2 separate regions of the Homo sapiens genome follow, and region 1 is linked to region 2. Evidence: read pairs that join two places in POLR2A ChIA-PET (ENCODE). Cell type or tissue: IMR-90. All regions are shown on one strand. Each heading gives the region's core, and the rest is flanking DNA. Links, peaks and the distances in the headings are about the cores only.

Region 1 (5,393 bases), core at 98-5,097, 190 kb before region 2:
ACTAATCTCTGAAGTGCATAGGATATTTGCATTTTCTGATGCTCAGTTTCCATACTAACAGCCAAGATATTGGCATGTAGTTACTTAGTGTGCTCTATATCTTTGAGATTGACTGAAGTCATAGTTTTAAGAATACAACTCTCAGTTACTCTTATTTAGGTCAATCTGGCACCCACTTAGTTTTTGGTTTTGATGTTGCTATTACATGTAAGTAGAACTTGACAGGTTGTCTATACATTTTCATACTGGAGACATCGATGACTAACCCCAGATAACCTTTAATTCAAACCACTTCAATTATACTATGGCCAAACAACCTATGTGGAAATCATGACCATACGGCCAATAATAGTGGATGCTTCTACTTGGTCTCTGTTTCTCAGCAGTCTTATAGATGCAGTCTAAAGTCAAACAGATTTATTCTCAAGCAAGAGACTTGGAAGGAGGTGGTATTGCAAAAGGAATTAAGTTTCATTTTTTTCAGGTAGAATGTATTACCCCTTATGCTATTTAAAAATTTAGTAAATAAACTTGGTACGGGTTCTAGGTTTTACATGTGAGACTGAAGAGTTGACAAACATATAGGCCATATTTGCAGAGTCTTCATTATAATCATTATTTAGTACAGGTAAATTATTTTGTATTTATGAATGTGTGATGTGGTGGTAACTTCTAGAGCCCAGTGTCTGGTTCCTCTCTCCTTTCAGGCACTTGAGAGTACAATGTCTAGCCCCTTTGAGTTAAGCAGGGCTTTGGAGTCCAGTTCTAGCCTTTGGGCTTTGAGTGACACATAACGTTTCCTGAAGTACTTCATTGTAGGAGAATTCTTGCCCCACTGGGACAACCCCTGAAGCCTTCTGTTGAAATGGTGCCATTTTAAGAAGGTAGAGTCTGCATTAGCTTATTATCTTCTGTCATGAGCAGAAGCCCTGCTCTGCCTTGAAAACATAATGAGCCAGACAAAAAAGTTGTTGAAATTTTGTACTAAATTTTATGACAGCATAGCCTGACCACCCTAGTTAATTGAGAATTGTGGTTAATTGGTAGCCATCTGCAGAAAATCATGCTAGATCAATAAGGTAAAATTGAATTTTAAATGAATTAATGGGAGGCCAGGTAACAGGATCGAGAAAGGGTATGAATTGTGGAAATTCCAGAGGGCTTTGCACATAGAAGCAAAAACCCTTTATAACACTAATAGTCTGAATGTACACTATATTAAAAGCAATAAAGTACTGTTTCTTTACTTCTTGAAATATTCTTTCACAATGCTTTTCATGGAGTTTGGAATAAAATATCAGACTATTTTGTCTTTCTTGGCTTCTTGAAGGTGGCAGGACTTACTTTCCCAACAAGACAAAAATTGGAATGAGGTGGAAGATTATTTAAAAGAAAATAGCAAGTTATTAGAAAGAAAGAACTGACAGATGCTTGGGGGCTGGGGGTGGGTGAAATTCAACAGAAGTCCACAGTATACAGTCTGTATTTGGAAATTGGGAATAGATGACTTCAATGTCATCAGCACAGAATGGTGCACATATGGCATTAGGCATGAACTTGCTAAATTCAATGTAAAGAGACTTTTCTAATACACCCAAAAATTTTTTCTTCAGTAGAGAATGTTGTTAAAATTTTTATGACATTTTTAAAATGGCATAAATTAGATGAGCAGAACAATAAACTACTTCCAAGACAATTTCTTTTAAAGATGACTCTAATTTTATAGGTTTATTTTCTCTTCAAGATTTCTTATTATTGCAAGCATTTGTATTTTTCATTGGTAAATTGAATAAAGTTAAAATATCCATTTTAGAATTCATGGGTGCAATAATATCAAAGTACACAGTGGTGTACTTTGATAAGGCCCAAATATTGAATGCCATCATTATTAAAATATTTTCTTGCTTGTTTTCTCCATGTTATATTTCAAGAGGGCTAGTGTTCTTGCTAATCATTATATATTGAGGTTGTTTGCCATTGTCTTATGCGTTTCTCACTATTTTTATATCCCTCGCTTTATTAAAGGTTTACAGCAGGAAAAACTGAAACACTGAAAGTAGATGGAATAAATTTTTTAAAAATATTCCCTAAGTTTCTGTTTTCAATACTTAATACTCAAAATATAATGCAAACTACCTCATAAAACTTTGAGCATACTACATCACAAATAAAGTAACTTAACTGAGTGGATTCACAGTGCTTTACAAGGTATCTAAATAGACAAGTCACTCTTTTTCACAATGAGTGTGGAGTTTTATTTTGTTCCATGGACGAGGGGACTCATATTCTAGTGTAACTTCTAAAATCATTTGGACCTTACCAAAATGTTACCTAAATTTAAAAATCTGTAAGATGAGCCCCAATTTTTCTAAATTTCCATTTATGGTTTAGAGTTATAGGTGTTATTTATTTATACTGAATTTGATTAATTATTACCCATTATGCAAACAAGATGGCAAATAATTAGAAAATTTGCACGATAGTTCTGATTCCTGAAGAAGCTGATAAATAACAAGTAAAAAGATTGTATTAGTCATAATTGGACTAATGGATGAAAATGTATTGAATATGTCTTTAAAATTACACTACTTCATTTTGTTCTGGCCTCTAGAACACTACACGAAGTTTACACTACTAATGAAAATCTACTGCCAAAAAGTGACAGCTATAGGAAAATTATATTGCAGGTTCCTTTGAAGTCTATGAAGTTTCTGAGAAATGGATCTTGTCTTACACTTACAGGTTACTTACTTAGACTTAACACCTTAGAGACATTGTTTACATTAATCTAGTATGGCTAGGCCTGTTATAAAATAGGTGCCACCTCTCTATGGTAGCTAAATGTACAATGTGCTGATTTCTATAATAATACACTTATTTTTAAAACTAGTACTTAGCTTTAATTTACATTCTATTAAATTATATTTCTTGAGAAGACAGAATATTGCACAGTTGTTATTTTTTAGCTGTCATTTTGTTCCCTACAGTCTTGGTCTTACCCATAATAATGCATTAGTTTTACAATTAATTATTACAAATAAACTCATACTTTATTGTCCATATACTGTTGCCAACAACAATAAAAGTGTTGTTTTCAGGTCTGAATTACTAGAAATCTCCTGAAATATATATTTTTAAAGTATATAGCATGTTGTTTTTCTACCAATTATGTCGTTTTTTGTTTTGTTTTGTTGTGTTTTTTTGAGACAGAGTCTTGCTCTGTCACCCAGGCCGGAGTGCAGTGGTGTGATTTCGGCTCACTGCAAGCTCTGCCTCCTGGGTTCGCATCATTCTCCTGCCTCAGCCTCCCAAGTAGCTGGGACTACAGGCACCAGCCACCACGCCCAGCTAATTTTTTGTATTTTTTGTAGAGATGGGGTTTCACCGTGTTAGCCAGGATGGTCTCGAACTCCTGACCTCCTGACCTTGTGATCCACCCACCTTGGCCTCCCAAAGTGCTGGGATTACAGGTGTGAGCCACCGCGCCCAGCCTTATCTAGTTTTAACATCTCTTACTCCCTTCAAATTTCACTTTTATCTGTCTGTGATCAGGTCAAAATTATATCTTTAGTATATGCTTGGATATTTCATATAAATGGAATCATGATACTTTCTCATTCTATTTTTTACACATCTGTTATTTGGCATTATTTATGTAGCCCTTCTGTGTAGTTATGCAGCATGCATGCACACAGGCAAACACACATTCAGACATACTCACATAGATACACATACACACAAACATAATCTAAGCCTTCATATTTCCTGAGTAAATATTTATTCCCTAAAGTTGCATATTTGGTTAACTCCTTTTTTTTTTTTAGTTTGAGACAGGGTCTCACTCTGTTGCCCAGGATGGAGTACAGTGGCACAATCATAGCTTTCTTTAACCTCTAACTTTTTTGGGCTCAAGTGATCCTCCCACCTCAACCTTCAGAGTAGCTATGACTACAAGCGCAGGCCACCAAGCCTGGATAATTTAACAGAAAATTTATTTTTTGTTGATACAGGATCTCTCCCTGTGGTGCCTAGGTTGGTTTAAAACTCTTGGCCTCAAGCGATCCTCCCACCTTGAATTCCCAAAGCAAGGTAAGACTTTTTTCTTATATAATAGGCAAAGTTGGGCAATATAGCCAGTGATTTGGCTGAAATAGACTTTCCAACCGTGTCCTAGTAAGTTTTCAAAAAATATATAACAACTTCCAACCAAACATGCTCAAATTGTATTGCATTTTATACTCTGTGAAAGCTTGTCACTATCACCTTAATGTGATTTTTTTCTGTATATAGTGAAAGAGTAATCAGATGTTTTAAAAGTTCAGTTATGTGTTTACTATTTCCCCATTGAACAAAGTGTTCCTTATTCCTTAGATTAATTTATATTTAGTCTCACCACTATGACTACTTAGCGTCTCATCCTCTCTGTTGAAATACTTCAATTCAACAAATATTGAATGAGTAGGCTTACTATGAAAAACAATTACTATTCTAGGTGTTAGTATGCTGGACAATAAATATACATATAAATGTATGCAGAGAGGGTATATATGCTGTGTAAATAAATAGAGCAAATTAAGGGGTATTTGAAAGGCAGATATCTTGTTGGGTAAAATTTCAATTGAAGTGGTCAGAGTTGGACTTAGTGAAAAGGTAGAACCTGAATAAGAACTTGATGTGAGAGCCACTAGTAAAGCAGTATTTTTCTATAGCAAATTTGATAAAATTTGATAATGTTATTTACCTTAATATCCCAAGACTTTTATGATACATTTCAAATTATTTTGACTAGTGCAAAAACATTATTTATGACCAGGTTCATGGTAGCACATCTTTTGCCATTTCTGTGCAATGCCTCTATTGACTGCTACTTGGATGTCAAATGTTATTGTAAACCTCTGTCCCTGGCTAGAAGTTTTCTCATTTGTTCAGGAGTATGCTCCACTCTCACCAAGTCTTCATTGGGAGAACTCCTATACATCTATGAATGCGCTCAGGTCTTTGGAAAGACATCCTACATCTGACAATCTAAATTTTCCTCTGAACTATCATATGATTCAATCCAAGTCTCCATCTTGGAGCTTATTATATGGCGTAGTAATTACAAATAATTTAATCGCTTATCTTCCTCACTGAACCGTGAGTTCTTTTTGTTTGTTTGTTTGTTTTTTGACGCGGAGTCTTGCTCTGTCGCCCAGGCTGGAGTGCAGTGGCGCAATCTCGGCTCACTGCAAGCTCTACCTCCCAGGTTCACGCCGTTCTCCTGTCTCAGCCTACTGAGTAGCTGGGACTACAGGCGCCCGCCACCACGCCCGCCCGGCTAAATTTTGTATTTTTAGTAGAGACGGGGTTTCCCTGTGTTAACCAGGATGGTCTTGATCTTCTGACCTCGTGAT
Region 2 (5,393 bases), core at 283-5,282:
AGAAAACAGAATCACTCAATTACATTGGAAAATGTTCAAAGAATAACCAGTAAAGGCAATAAAAATGCTTCAAAATTTAAAGTAACAAAAAATTTATATTTTTATTCTAAGAAAACACAATAAAATTTGTTGACAATTACTAAAAATATCAGAATATCTCATATATGATTAAGTAAAACTCAGTTGATTGATAGTATACTCAATTAAATTAAGAGCAATAAAATGCTGGTGTACCAAGGGGGTTGATAAATAACACCACTCTTGTATGCCCAAGTTCTTAATCAAATGAGAAACTGGATAAGAAACCAGTAAAGTTAAACCAGATTCTACATGATTAGTGCTTTCTTGTGGGGAAGGGAGCTTATAATGCTAGATTCCAGAATTGTTCAAGGGTGTTCTGTCTAAACAGATTCTTCCCCAGGAATAAGCTGTTTTACTATGGGCCAGAGGAAACAGCAGTGCATATGGCCTTTGAGAATCTCTTAGTTCCAAAGAAAAATAAAACAGAGAGTTGTATTCTTTATAAAGAATTTGTCTTCCTCAACTTATCAATTAACATTAACTCATCTACACATCATGAATAGAATGAAATTAGGAGTGGATAGGTAACAAAGTGTTACAGTGAGGAAGCATCAGTAATAGAGATAGAGCATTCTCTCTTCATGTGAGACAGTGCATCAATGAGGAGAAATCTATTGTATTAATATTACCTCCAAAAATGTTAAGATAATGTCATTAATTATTTCAATGGATGCTACAAAGCCCAGTATAATATGTAAAGATAAAATTGTATGAAATGTCTCAATTTTTATTAACTTGATCATGAAATTAAATAAAAGCAACTAAGTTGTAAAAAATTGGAAAGCCTGATACAAAATAATTTAAATGACATAATTCTATGTCTTCGAAAAAAATTAAAGTTTAAGAAATCAGTTAAGTATAAGTATTTATACAAAGTTTATAACCTGTCCTTATACCAGCAAAGTACTTAGAGAGTAAATGATAGATAACAATGTTTCATTATTGCAACAAAATGGAAGGAAGAAAACAATAAATAGAAAGGGTTCTATAAGACAAATACACGATCAAATGGAACAAAATTAAAGAGCTTTATTTTAATTATATATTTATATGTGTATAATAGGACAAGAAGACTAAATAAAATCTATATTTGTTTTCTTTATATGAACACTAAATAACAAATATTCTAAACCTGTCTATTAAAATTAATTTATTGTTTGGATAAAATTCTTTTTTATAGTAAGTGGAATATCAGAAAGCAGACTTAATAAAGTTATTTTAAAGTTAATCTCAAAAAATAAAAACAAAAGCAAAAATACAACCCTGAAATTCTGGTTCATCTTTGGCAGTGAAAGCTCCCCATAGTCCATCCATCCTACTAATTGTAACTATAAACTTTGAATACTTTTTTTTTTTTTGAGACGGTGTCTCACTCTGTCGCCCAGGTTGGAGTGCAGTGGCAAGATCTCGGCTCACTTCAACCTCTGCTGCCTGGGTTCAAGTGATTCTCCTGCCTCAGCCTCCTGAGTAGCTGGGATTACAGGCGCTTGCCACCGCGCCTGGCTAATTTTTGTAGTTTTTCTAAGTAGAGACGGGGAACTTTGGATACATTTTTTAGAGTAAAAAAAGTAAATTAAAAATACCCTAATTGAAAACTCTGAAAATAAACAAGTTAGTTTTTTTTAAGAGATGCCAAAATTTGAAAAAGCAACTGTTATTAAAGTGATTTGCATTATTTTTTTTTTCCTTGGGATATTTTTTCCCATTCACAGAGTGGAAAAGCATAGGTGACTACAAGTCTTGCTAGACACTCTGCTGTCAATTTGGCTAGGAAAAAAGCAAAAACAAAAACAAGTAATGGACATTCAGTAAATATTAGCAGAGACAAAGGAATGTTACAAAGGAAGCAAATGGAAATTTTTTAAATGAAAAATAAAATATCTGAAATTAAACATTTATTAAGTTCAACAGCAAAAAAAGAATAATAGTAGGAAAATATGTTGAACATAAAATAGTATGTCCAAAAAGCCAGATCTAACTTCTTATTGCCTACAAGGAATCAACTTTGAATATAAAGAAAATGGTACAAATTAATAGATCAATAGCCATTCCCCAATATAAAGAACACAGAACAATGAATGAGACTAAAGAGATACTTTGAAACAGAAAAATAAGGAAACCTCAAAACGTGAAGGACAATATTAAAAGGTCTAACGTATTTGTAATTTCGGTACCCAAAGTTAAAATTGGGGCATACTTCTAAATACCCAAAGACTTTCAAAATCTGCAGTACAGTCAATGACATACATTTACGAATGAAAGAAGCTCAGCAAATTCCAAATAGTGTAAGTGGGAGCAAAATGCCTAGGCAGATAAAAAGGGGTCCCTAGAGAATTTCTGGCCTTCTTCACAAGTGTTTACATTAGATGCTTTTGTGCAGATGAGGGAACCTGCCCAGGGCTTGTCTGGGCATGCCCACAGTGGACTGGAGCCTGACATGCTCACTGGGGCAAGTGGGTGGAGCCATGAGGAATTCATGCCTTGCAAAGGGGAGGAGCCTGCCCTCTTGAGCTCTTGTGGTGACCTGGGAATCAATGTGTGAGGTGGTGCTATGTAGCAGGAACCCCTCTTGCTTTGCAAATAGTTTTTTGTTTGTTTTCCTTTTTGCCCAATAGAGCCCTGCTCTACTGACCCTTCAATGTGCCCGTGTGCCTAAATATTCCTGGTCGTGTGAAAAGAACCCAGGTATTAGCTGAACTAAGGAGCACAATTCTGCAACATTTTGGCACCCAAACACGGGGCTTGAGAAATGGTGAGTAAGATGCGAACAAAAACGCCCCTTTTTTTCCTTTACCTTCTAAGCCTTTGTGTCGTCGGACTTTTTCTGAGAGTAGGGGAAATTGTACCTCCCTCCCCTCCACTCCTGTCTCTTCCAGCGGTCGGGAATATCAGCCTTTTCCTGTTTTTAAGGGATAGACAGGTGAACCAGAGGCTCCCTGCTCCCCTCTTAAGTTCCTCGCCCTGCTGGAGGAACCCATTTCCATAAGAATAAGATTTTCTTCCTGCAGGCATCTTTCCAACTCTGCACTTTAAACTTTTCTGCCTTTCTCTACCCTGCCAGCAGTTAACTTTTAAGTGAGAGTTTTGTTTTTTTTTTTTCCTTTTAGAAGACATTTTACTAGGCCAGGAATTATAAGGATCACTGTTTATATTCTCTGTAAAGTTTTAATTATTAAAAATGATTCATGAGGTTGATTTTAATCTGTAGCCAATCTAGTGTGCTTTGCATGGCTTTCTGTATGGTCAGTAGCAACTTTGCCGCAGGTCTCCATCTAGTTTTACGTCTTTCAAGTGTGACCTGTAACCTCATGGCAATGTTTCGTTTAGCCTCCACCATTTTACAGTGGCAGCTGGGTTCAATCCTGGCTTAAGGAATAAACTCCTTCTGATTTGATATCTGGATGACCTTTGCAATTTGTTGATTCTTTTCCCCTCAACAGCCTTGGATTTTTCTTTCCCTGAGCCTTTAGTAAAGTTTGAAAGCCAGAAATATTGGCTGCTCGGCATAACTAAAACCAGATAACAAGGGATTTAAAACAATTTTCTTAAAGAGCACACAGCTTAATTAAAAGTGTATATCCAAGTTATAGGCATATTTGAAAGGCCTTTATTTATTTAATTTTTTTCCCCCTTGGATTTTGTTTTGCTGGAAAAAGGGTTTTTTCTCAGTTGGCCGAATTCTTTTTCTCCATTTTGTCTTGCCACTCTTGATGCATGCACGTGAGGCTCTAAGGTAACTCTGGGGTGCATGGGACTCCTTGAGAAAAACAGAAGGCACCACTGACCCCTTTTTGGGAAGAAATCTGTTTTCCTCATGGAACCCCAGGAATTAAAAGCAGATAGATCCCTCTCAAAATCTGTTTTTGCTTCCCAATTATGCCTGTTTATTACGCCCTAGAAGCAGCATGTTTTCCTAGCCCTGTCTCTTAAAGGGATCCGCCTGGAGGACAATAATCCTATTAGGAGACTGGCAAATGAAAAACCTTGTGGCTGCTGAGTTTTCTTCTGCCTGGCTGTGTAGTTATATATGTGTTGTATTTGTGATGTTTATAAAAACAGCTCTAATTAATTGGCCTAAAGAAAAATAAGCACTTGGATCAAATATTTTTTAATGGAAAGATAAAAGCTGTGGTAGCTTTTAGTTCTCATGACTTTAATCTTTGAGAAATAAAAACAGCCTTAAAGATTATTTGGTGAAATGCATATGTCATCAAAATTTAAATAGGTGGACTAAATTATGCACGTCAGATACTAGGTTTGCTAAATGTTTTAAGGCTATAAAATGCTTTTTGAGAATGATTCAATTTGCTGGCTTCACAACTGGTAAGGCCCGGAGACATATGTTACTAACCACGCCCTTAGTTGTGCTGGAAGGAGTCAAACCTTGGCTGCCCCTAGCACATAATTAAAACAACTTACCAGGTTTTACTTTAAAGGTAAAAATTGCTAGGAGTTACCATTATAACATGTAATTGAGACCACTAAAAATATATTTACATTTGAGTTATGTGAGAACAGTAAAATATGTTTTTAGTAAAAGATTATAAGAAGGCATAGAAATGTAAAATTCTGCCTAAGGTTAAAAGATTGTTTTGAATTAAATAAGATAACAGTAAAAGTTCAAACAAGTTGTGGAAGGATTGCAAAAATTAACCTTGCAAAGGAAATCCCATGTGTGAACATATTGACTAAATTCAAAGAATATTATATGGTTTTTCTGTAAATTCAGCATTGAAATAAAAGCATAACAAGGCACTCTTAAAGCAGTAAGCTACTCTTCAGCAAAATTTGTAAAGTGTTATAACAGATTTTTGCTTTTAGAATTTCTGAGTCATCATTTTAGCAAAGTAAATAACATGGTAATCTGGAATCCTATTTCATAACATCAAGTATTTTAAATCCCTAACATACTTAACAGCCTTCCCAAAATCAAACTTCAGTTTCAAAATTGTCTTTCTTGATACCAGACTTTTGGATGCTACAGAGGACACCTGCAGCATCAAAAAAAGTAAGGTAAATGGATTATCTGGTATGTTTTAGGTACATGGGATTGACAAAACGGTGTTCAATCCTTTTTCGGTTGTATTTTTGTGAATAATACTAATAGTACTAATAATAATACTAATGTATAGTTCCAAACTTTTATGGGATTTAAAAAATTCTAATGTTTGAGCATATACTATCAATCATAATTATAGCTATTATGTTAAATTATTGTAAACCATGGAGATAACCAAATTTATTTGTCAATCATGTTTCTGACTGCAACTACCCTGGACATTTTGTTACTCACAAACCATTGTTGTCTTGTT

What was found. ChIA-PET counts read pairs that join two places held together with the same protein. Peaks named below come from ENCODE experiments on the same cell type or tissue, not always from the same donor. Only the 100,000 strongest peaks of a DNase experiment are listed, where the experiment ranks them.
Region 1: POLR2A ChIA-PET joins it to region 2 with 5 read pairs; 2 of 35 experiments call an interaction of 5 or more read pairs at or near these places.

Annotation. Positions count from the first base shown.
Region 1 is chr5:27,277,003-27,282,395 of GRCh38, forward strand. No RefSeq gene overlaps it. Among named protein-coding and RNA genes, the nearest start is that of PURPL, 190 kb to the right of the region's middle. In IMR-90, for the core only: no CTCF peak of the experiment used is centred there; no DNase peak of the experiment used is centred there.
Region 2 is chr5:27,469,687-27,475,079 of GRCh38, forward strand. PURPL (p53 upregulated regulator of p53 levels) reads left to right here and starts at 2,606. Exons shown (of 5, transcript NR_038848.1): 1 at 2,606-2,833. RefSeq lists enhancers at 2,091-3,290, 2,297-2,816, 2,377-2,666 and a silencer at 2,871-3,078. In IMR-90, for the core only: no CTCF peak of the experiment used is centred there; no DNase peak of the experiment used is centred there; H3K4me3 peaks cover 2,013 bases.